2 separate regions of the Homo sapiens genome follow, and region 1 is linked to region 2. Evidence: chromatin contacts called from ENCODE Hi-C or POLR2A ChIA-PET data. All regions are on one chromosome and are shown on one strand. Each heading gives the region's core, a stretch centred on a gene start or an enhancer-like site at or near the end of the contact. The rest is flanking DNA. Distances are from core to core; before and after follow the strand shown.

The links. A loop is a pair of places that touch in the nucleus more often than their neighbours do. ChIA-PET counts read pairs that join two places held with the same protein, here RNA polymerase II (POLR2A). Pooled maps may share reads with other maps.
Region 1: a map of naive thymus-derived CD4-positive, alpha-beta T cell shows a loop between it and region 2 (13-fold over the local background). The contact joins the enhancer-like site here to the promoter of PDE2A-AS2 in region 2. A Hi-C loop is called at or near these places in 1 of 168 maps with a recorded cell type or tissue (naive thymus-derived CD4-positive, alpha-beta T cell) and 7 of 50 pooled maps. POLR2A ChIA-PET finds 5 or more read pairs at or near these places in 4 of 52 experiments (Panc1, T-cell, WTC11 and 1 more).

Annotation. Positions count from the first base shown.
Region 1 is chr11:72,723,553-72,729,735 of GRCh38, forward strand. ARAP1 (ArfGAP with RhoGAP domain, ankyrin repeat and PH domain 1) reads right to left here. Exons shown (of 35, transcript NM_001040118.3): 3 at 3,068-3,620. The coding sequence starts at 3,576. Among named protein-coding and RNA genes, the nearest start is that of ARAP1, 26 kb to the right of the region's middle. Within about 2 kb of position 1,824, at least 10 of the 41 ENCODE cell types and tissues checked have a DNase peak (open chromatin) inside an H3K27ac peak, as active enhancers do.
Region 2 is chr11:72,582,595-72,585,858 of GRCh38, forward strand. PDE2A-AS2 (PDE2A antisense RNA 2) reads left to right here and starts at 2,012. Exons shown (of 2, transcript XR_001748291.2): 1 at 2,012-2,462. PDE2A (phosphodiesterase 2A) reads right to left here. Exons shown (of 31, transcript NM_002599.5): 15 at 2,960-2,999; 16 at 2,777-2,840; 17 at 2,278-2,350; 18 at 1,957-2,134; 19 at 1,607-1,719; 20 at 844-921. RefSeq lists enhancers at 1,695-2,218, 2,219-2,740 and silencers at 1,843-1,952, 3,183-3,264.

The sequences.
Region 1 (6,183 bases), core at 574-3,073, 140 kb after region 2:
TCCTAAAATATCTGGGATGACGTAGGTTGGGTAGTAGGATGGGGGACAGGGAGCTGGGGCGGTGAGCTCAGGGCCCTATGGCCCAGCTGTGCTGAGGGCACTCACTGGGTGCTGAGTCACATGCGTGTTTACCCACATGCACCCCAAGCTCAGCACGTGCCAGTACACAAGCTCACGTTGGCAATCATTTACTCACCCACACGATATACTTCCCAAGGGCCTATTAGGCATCCAGCACTGTTCTAGATGTTGGGGATTCTGCAGCAAACAAAATCGACTAGGATCCTGGCCCCAGTGGAGCTGCCATCCTAATGGGCTCTCCCTCTTGGCAGCACATGTACACACACGTGCACACACTGGCTCAAGCCTGACAGTGCACAAATAACACAAATGTCATGTTCTGCTCAAACAGCACGTGCACACTCGCGGATGTACTCACACACTGTTGGGGTCTCCACCACAGCAGTAATTGAGCACAAAGGTCCTGATAAACTCACATACACACCACTCCATGTCACCACTGAAACTGCACAAATCCCTACATGCTTCTACATCTTAGTAGCACACACTCTCAGAACCTGTCTGAATGTGTAAATGCACAGACATTCTACTACCCTGACAGCTTGTACTACCACCCACACCCATCTGTATGGGTGCACACACAGACTGGCCCAGACATGCCTCACACTGACTCGAGACACTGAGAGTACACACATGCACACGCATCCACCCCCAAGCTCCACTGGGGAGCCTGGAGATGACCGGCCTCAGCCACCACATGACCTTGTGTGAAAGGCCCTAAGGTTGAGAGAGTGAGTTCCCCATCATGAGGGGTTGCAAGCAGGGGTAGGAAGGCCATGTCATGAGACACTGTGATGGGACTCCCACAAGGCGGGGGTGGGCAGGAGCAGTGTTCCTCTCTACATGCCATGGAGCCTGGGGATCACAGGAAGGGACTGAGAGCGGACAAGGTGGCCAGTCAGGGTCCATGTTGGCCCCCACCCTGATCACTACAGCACTCAGTCTTGGCCTGGTATACACACATGAGGCTCCATCTGCTGTGAGTTTTTCCTACCACAGGGCTTTGAAGACCATACACTCTCTGAGTTGAGTGTGTACAAAGCTGAAGACTGCATATGCCCATGACTCCAACTGCCAAAGACCCCAGGACACAGGAAGCCAGGCTTGGTAGCTTACCCACTACCATACTCTGCCGTAAGGAATAGTCCCAAATTGCAGGAAATACTTTTCTTCCAATTCTCTTAGCACAGAACAGATTTTGGGTACTCAAACTACAAGGGGCTAGACCTTTTCCCGACCATGGCGCCTGGCCTCCTCCTCATGTTGCCTAAATGGCTATGTTCAGACAGGCTCTGAGAGTAGGCATTGGTACCCTGGAGCCCTGGGGTGTGGACAGGACTTCCTCCTACCCAGCAAGCCTCCTGAACTCAGATGTCAGTGCCAGGAGGGCCCAGAAGTCTATGGAGGACCACAGAGGGCACCTGATGGGGAAACAGGCCCAGAGAAGCAGGTCCTCATCAGAGTCACAAAGCTAGCTGGGCCCGACCCAGGCATCCTGCCTCCCAAGCAGGAACCCAGGCCTCCACTGCCCGTCCGGGAGTCACAGGAAGGGCCTGAGAGGGGACCTGGCCAGGGCCCTGCTTCTTCCCTTTGTTCACCCACTTCCAACCCCAGAGACAGACAGACAGACTTTCTCTTCTCTATCCTCTTCTCTCTTCTAACCTCTCTCTCTCTCTCTCTCTCTCTTTTTCTCTCTCTCTCTCCCCCCCACAAGCTGATGGGGTTGAAATAGAAAACGCTCCTGCATGCAGAAGAATGGTCACTAGAGGGCGCAAGGGCACCAGGAACCTTCAATCTGAGCTTCCCTCCAGGTTCCTGGAGAGACCCTATACCTGTTACGAGTTGTGTGAACCCAGGAAGAGCATGTACCCTTTTTGTGCTTCTACCAATCAACCCTCAAAACACCACAGCACTAGCTTGGTCTTCAAGGCCCCCTGACTTAATGCTCCTCCCTGGGTGGAAAGAATCTCCCAGACCCTCCCCACAAGGCCCCCTGAGTATGTCCTTGGCATGGATCCAGCCAGGGCCCCCTCCCTGCTCTCCCTCTGATTTGTTCATGTCCTGCTCGTAAAGCCAGTACACAAATCTCCCAGAAGGTCTGCTGCAGGGATCATGGAGACCATAGAAACACAGAGCCCAGCAGAGTGCCCAGCAATAAACAAACAGGGACCAGGAGACCTCTCTCCGCACACCCCTTCCTCCTCCAAGAAGCCTTCCAAGATTAGCCTCACTTCGCCCAAGTGCTCCACCAAATCTCCCTCACCCCAAACACATATCTACCCTGTCTGGGGATGCTCCCTGACAGCCGGGCATCCCAGCAGATGGCAGGAAGGGAGGGCGTCTGTGAAGGAGATTAACATGGAATATCCACAGGAGCCAGAGGAAACTCAAGAAAACACAGGGTACCAGAAGCCCCAGAGGGGAAACAGTTCTGAGGAGGGAGGGCATGCCAGATGAGGCCTGAGAAGTGTCCCAGGATTTGCTGACATTTGGCAGTGGGAGAAGGGGACAGGGTGTGAAAGAGCACACCACCAGGACCTGGGCAGTCCCCTCACCCCCAACCCTACCCCGCAGCTTTCCGTTTCCTACACATGTTGCCTCTTGATGCCGGCATGGACCCCGATACCCTGCAGTATCTCACAGTTGCCAGGTCCCAAGCTGAACTCGACTTCCTCCCAAAGTCACTTCTGTCCTTGGGTCTCTGGATCAGTGATGGCACGACTGTCCACCCAGCCACCCAAGACAGAAACCTGGAGGCCTCACTGGCACACGCCCAGCAGCCCAGGCACTGCGCTGAGTACCTGCACAGCTCTCCCCTCCTCCTGAGTCACCAGACAGCAATCCTGTCCTCCGAGCTTTGCACACGCTGTTCCCCCTGCACTTCCGAAGTGCCTTTCTTACCCCAGCACCAAAGGCCACAAACTCCCCATCTACCCTCTGGGATCCTCTGCCTGTGCGCCTCCCACCCTGGGTGGCATCCACTCACCTCACCAGCAGGCGGGGGGGTCCGGTGCGGGGCGGCACGGGTGGAACGCTCAGCTCTGCCAAATGCCGCTTAGCAGGCAGCGGGGGCAGCACAGGGTCTGGGGCAGCTGTGGATGGGGTGGTGAAGCAGGTGGGCGGAAGGCAGCTCCTCCGGGGCGGGATGGGTGGGGCAGCGGGGAGCCCCTCATCCTCTGTAGTGGTGGGCAGCGGCTCGGGTGGAGTGGCAGGCACAGGTGGTGAGCGGAAGATGTGGCGCTTCATGGGCACAGGCCGTGGGGTGGGGCGGGGTGCAGGGGCCGGTGAGGTATGGGCACGGAGCAGGCCAGCCAGGATGCGGCGGCGGTGACCAGGGAGTAGCATGCCCATGTCCATCAGGCGGGTGTCGCTGAGGCCTTGGCACTCAGTGGCCCACACCAGGCCATGCTGCTCAAAGAGCCCCGTGTACTGCTCCAGGTGCAATGCCCGCAGCCACTCGGCCACCGATAGCGCAGCATCCCCAGCCTCTGCCATGGTTCCTGCCAGCGGAGGCCTGACTGGCAGGGCTTTGTCCAGAGCTAGAATAGACAGACAGGCACAGGTCAGAGGCAGGGCTGCCGAGGATTGGTCCCCTCACCAGCAGCCTGCATGGCTCTCTCAAGCCATAGGTTCAAGTTCTGTCCTGGAGCTTCCTCCCCTGTGCTCCATGTGCTAAGCAAGGCCAGGTACTGCCAGGTCTCTGAACACACAGGCTCTTCTCTCCGCCTGAACCCCCTCACCCCTTCCCTTGTGCTATCCCAGCATCCAGCTCATGTTTTCTTCTCTAGGAAACCCTCCATGATCTCTGGGGTTGGTACCACCCCACACCCCAACACACAGCCTTGGCCACTGCCGTGAGAATGGCCAGTGGCATGATTGGTGCTGTGTCTTATACCTCCTCCCCACTGCCCTCTGCAAGACCCACGGCAGGGCTAATTCCCTCTGAGGCACCAGTTCCCAGTGAGGGCCAGGCCAAGGGCTTAGCGAGCATTGAAGGATACCACTGCTGGTCCCTCCTGCAAGCCCAGTCTGGGAGCCGAGACTAGCCTCCCCCTACCTCCATGCCCCTGGAGGAAGTGAAATGCTGTGGGACGTGAGTAAACCCAGCATCACATGGCCTCTGGGGGCCTGGCCCTGGAATTGGGTAAACCCTCCCATCACTAAGGCCATTCATCCATTTGTTCTTTCAAAATAGCCTGGCACTAGGCAATGGGGACTCAGGCTCTACCCCTGCACCCTGTAATCAAGAGCTCCTGGCCTGGTGGGAGTCAAGAGGTGATATGAAGAGGTGACCAAAAGAGGTGATTAGCAGATCAAAGGGAAAAGTCATCTGATTATCTCCACAGACACTAAAGAGGCATATGATAAAACCCAATATCCAGCTTACTTACACAAACAAAAATCTTACTAAAACAGAAATAAATTGATACTTTCTTAAATGAGAAAAGAATATCCATTTTACTGTTGTTATTATTATTCCTCACATTGCTCTGAAAGCTCTGGACAACAAAAATAAACAAGAGGTCTTAAAATCAGAAAGGAAGAGATAAACTATCCATTTGTTGCCAATAATATGAGTGTTGAGTTTGAAAGCCCAAGAAGGTCAACTGAGAAACTATAACAACCAGTAAAGACTTTAGTAAGACAGTTGGGTTCAAAATTAATATAACAGACTGGCCGGGCACAACTATAATCCTAGCACTTTAGGAGGCCGAGGCGGGTGGATTGCCTGAGCTCAAGAGTTTCAGACCAGCCTGGGCAATACAGTGAAACCCCATCTTTACTAGAATACAAAAAATTAGCCAGGCATGGTGGCATGCGCCTGTAGTCCCAGCTACTCAGGAGGCTGAGGCAGGAGAATTGCTTGAACCCAGGAGGCAGAGGTTGCCATGAGCCGAGATCATGCCACTGCACCCCAGCCTGGGCAACAGAGTGAGGCTCCGTCTCAAAACAAAAACAAAAACAAAAACAAAAGAAACAAACGAAAATTAATATAACAGAAATCAACATTTATAAGCAACAAACAGGTAGAAACCAGGATGAAAGACCCCATTTACAAAAGCATCACAAAATAGAAAACACCAATAAACTTCCTAAGAGATAAACAACAGCGATAGGAAGAAAAATTGGGAGTGTTACTGAGGGACAAAAAGAAGACCTGGACAAATGGCAGAGCACAGTAAGTTCTGGATAGAAGACAACATAAAGAGATTAATGATGTCTAAGTTACTTTATAAATGTACACAATCCAATTAAATATGTACAGAATTTTTTTTGAAGCTGATTTGAAATTTCATGTGGAAAAATAAGCAGGAAGAGTGAGGAAAATTCTGGAAGCAGGGGTGGAGGGCGGGGAGGGTAAAGAGTAGGAGTCAACCTCACCACATGTTAAAACATATTATAAAGCCACAATGATTAAAACAGTATATGGTAACAGTGCATGAACAGACAGATCAATTAAACAGAACAGAAAGTTCAAAAGTAGACCCAAATACATATACAAATTTAGGATACACTAAAAGTAGCCTCTCAAACTTGTGGGGAAACAAGGGATTCTTAAGTTGTTGGGACAGCTGTGGAGTGCTCTCAAAAAAAACTAATGTGGATCCCTATCTCACACTTTACAACAAGAAACATTACAGCTGTATCAAAGACTTCAGTATTTTAAAAAACCATGGCTGGGCAAGGTGGCTCACACCTATAATCCCAGCACTTAGGGATGCTGAGGCAGGCAGATCCCCTGAGGTCAGGAGTTTGAGACCAGCTTGGCCAACACGGCAAACCCTTGTCTCTACTAAAAATACAAAAAATTAGCCGGGCATGGTGGCAAGCACCTGTAATCTCAGCTACTCAGGAGGCTAAGGCAGAATTGCTTGAACCCAGGAGGTGGAGATTACAGTGAGCCGAGATCACTGCACTCCAGCCTGGGCAACAGAGAGAGACTCCACTTCAGAAAAAAAAATAAAAAATAAAAAATGAAAGGATTTACGAAATCATCCTAGGGCTGGGTATGGTGGCTCACGCCTGTAATCCCAACACTTTGGGAGGCTAAAGCAAGAGGACTGCTTGAGGCCAGGAGTTTAAGACCAGCCTGGGCAACAC
Region 2 (3,264 bases), core at 762-3,261:
GACAGCCTTCACCCCATCTGGTGTCTTCACCCTCAAATTCCCATGGCAGGTGGGGGATCCGTCACCCAGAATGTACCACAGTTGGGCCACCACGCTGTGGACTGTAACTGGGCAGGAAATCACCACCCTCCCCTCACAGCCCTGCAGCCCACCCCGCGCGCCTCCCTGCAGGTGACCACCCTTTATCTGTAACAGCATAACCTTGGCAAAGATCGACAACACCCCTTCATGACACCCCCTAACCATGGCAGCATTTCATACACAGTAACTGTAGCAGTCCTCCTTTTGTGGAGACCTTTCTACTCTCTAACCTTAACTCTTCCTACTACAGTTTTGATCCAACTCACAAGGTCTGGGCCTCTCTGGTTTGGACACAGGTGAGAGGAAATGTCCAAATGAACAGCGACTACCATATACATGGAACTAAGCCAGCTTTTGTGACCCAGGGTAGGGAATGGGATAGATTATCAGCAATTAAGACTGCCCAGGGCTGCATGGGCATTGTACCTAGGGAAGCCATGGGGACGGGTCCTGGGTGAGCTTCCTAGCCCTCAGTAATTCCCAAGATGGGAATTATTCCCTGAACATGGGGAATACCTGGCTGAACCAATTACTCCCTGGGCTGGTTCCTCTGGCTACTTCCAGCCTTGGGACTGAGCTCAGAAGCAGCTTGGAGGAGAGGTCTCTAAGCAGGGGTGGGAGCTGCCCCTAAGGAGGGCAGGAGGCCTGCTGTGGCTCTGGGCCTATCCTCTCATCCTCAGTAGAGATTGATCAGGAAGCCCTGCCTGGCCCTGGGTCCCCGGGGAATCTGGGAGGAGGACCAGAGGTCTCTGCAAGCCTCACCTTCATGTGGTACATCATCATCTCATTGGCCAGGTGGCTGCGATACTGAGCCTCATTCACTTTTTTGTATAGGAGAGACTAGGGGAAAGAGGGAAAGATGGGGCTCAAGGAAGGTGGCTGTGAAAATTTAGCAATGCCCAGGACTGGGATGAAGGGGTCAAAAAGACACCCCACTTCCTGTCCCATTCTGGCCCCAGTCAAAACCTTCAAGCTCCAGTCCACAGTAAAGACCCCACCCCCACTTTCATCCAGACCCCGCGCCGGTTCCTCCTCATCAAGTTCTCCCAGCATTTGGTCTGGCCCTTTGCACTCCCCCACACCTGATCCAGGCTTCAGTGATGGAGCCCAAGGCCCATGGCAGGGAAGGAGAAGCAAGGAGGGGATCATGTCAGGGACCTTGGGGCTGGATTCCCAGGCCAGAGCGCCAGTAGGCCTGGACACCGAGACCCAGCACTTCCAAAAAAGCACTCGGCTTGGGTTGAGACTGCTTCCAGGGAAGAGAGGAGGTTTTGACAACGGGAGTTTCTCATGGTCCCAGGAGGCTGAGTGGACAGGGCAGGAAATCGTATGCCCAATTTTTAGATGGGAAACTGAGCCCAGAGGTGGCCAGCGTGTCCTGAAGGCTGCACCCCAGCGGCGGGACTCTGAGTGCCAGACCAAGGGATCAATCCACAAGGAGAGTCAGTCGGAGGAGGAGAACCGAGGGTCCTTCGTGGGCCCCGCCCCCTATCACCCCACACCCCACTCCCAACCCCGCCCTCACATGGGCGATGCTGATGCCGCAGTAGATGGAGAAGGCCGTCGCCAGGTCCTCGTCGAACTTGCTGAACCATGGCCCATTGATCTTGTTCACCAGCTCGGCCACACCGATGACCTCTGGGGAAGGGAGAGGGGCAAGGAACCACCGGTGGAGGGAGGGATCGGTTGGAGGGAGGGATCCGGCCGGGACCTGCCCTCGCAGTTTCCGCAGGTTACGTACGTCCCAGGCATGGAACCCGACTCCCTTATGCTCCGGGACGCTGGAGGCGGTGGGGAAGTGTTGCCACCCCCGCTCGCTCGGACCCGCCCCGCCCGGCGCAGGCCCCGCCCCTCCGCCCGGGCCGCCACGCGCACCCTGGTTCTCGTTCTTGATGGGGAAGCAGAGGATGTTGCGCGTGCGGAAGCCGGTGCTGTCGTCCACGCCGCGGTAGAAAAGCGGATGGGCATATGCGTCAGGGATGTTCAGGATCTGGCCCGTGGTCGCCACGTGTCCCGCGATGCCCTGATCGGCCGGGATGCGGATCTCATAGCTCTGCCGGAGCAGAGATGGAGTCGAGAGGAAGAAGTTAGTGACCCGGCCACAGAGGGGACTGTTAAACCTCGGGCCGCTCCCCAGCGCCGCCGGCGGACTCCCGGACACCCCTAGGGCCACATACTCCCTCCACACCCTCTCACCTCATCATCCACCACGCCCCCGTCGAACACCTTGGCCACCAGCTCATTCTGATCCAGCAGGAACACAGAGCAGCTGTGGAGGGAGGGGTTTGGTCCTCTGGGGCCTGACAACCCCCTCTGATCGCCCTCACGTCCCATAAGGAGGCAAAGGCCGGATTTCCGAGGCCTGGGAGGAGTGCTCCAAGGTAAGACACTCTGCTCAGGGCTGGCTGGCTCCAGAAACGTGTCCATTCAAGTGTTTTGTTTTTTTTTTTTTTTGGAAGCACCTACTATGTGCCAGGCACTGTGATAGGAGCTGAGGATCCAAAGCCAGCCCTGTCCCTGCTGTATTGGAGCCTACAGTCTAGCGAGGGAGACAGGCATGAAATAAAGGATCCCTCAAAAGGTGATGAAGTCCCGCAGAAGGCAGAGAAAGGGAAGTGGGTGGGGCAGGAAAGGAGATGATGGGGACTGAAGGCCACAGCCTCTCTCGCCCTGTCCCCTGGGTAGAGTCACTCACATCTCTGCGTTGCTGAGGTTTCTGGCCTCCGTGATGATCTCCTGGAGCAGGACAGAGACGTCATCTGGGGAAGGGAGAAGACCAGGCAGGGTGAGACCAGGCTGCCAAGACCTCCCGCCTCTCCTCTGCAAATGCCAGCCCCCATGCCCACACACAGCCAGGCAGAGAGAACAGTGCACTCACCCAGGTGGGTGAAGAGGTTCTTTGCCACTTGGAGAAGAGCCTGGAATGAAGGAAATGGAGATCATAGGGGGGTCGGGGTGTAGGGGTCACCCTATCCAACCTCCTGCCTCCAACAGCACCCGGGTCTTCTCCTTCCTTCCCTAGGGCTCACTGGACAAGCCAGAAACTGTCAGTGTCTAATTATATCATTTGGCTACTAAGTGAAGGAGTGAGGGAATAGCCCCGGTGCAGGTGAGGAGTCTCCTGAGTGTCTCAGCCGCCTTCACGCCAGCTCTAGCTGCCTAGGTGTTGCTGTAGTGCCCAAA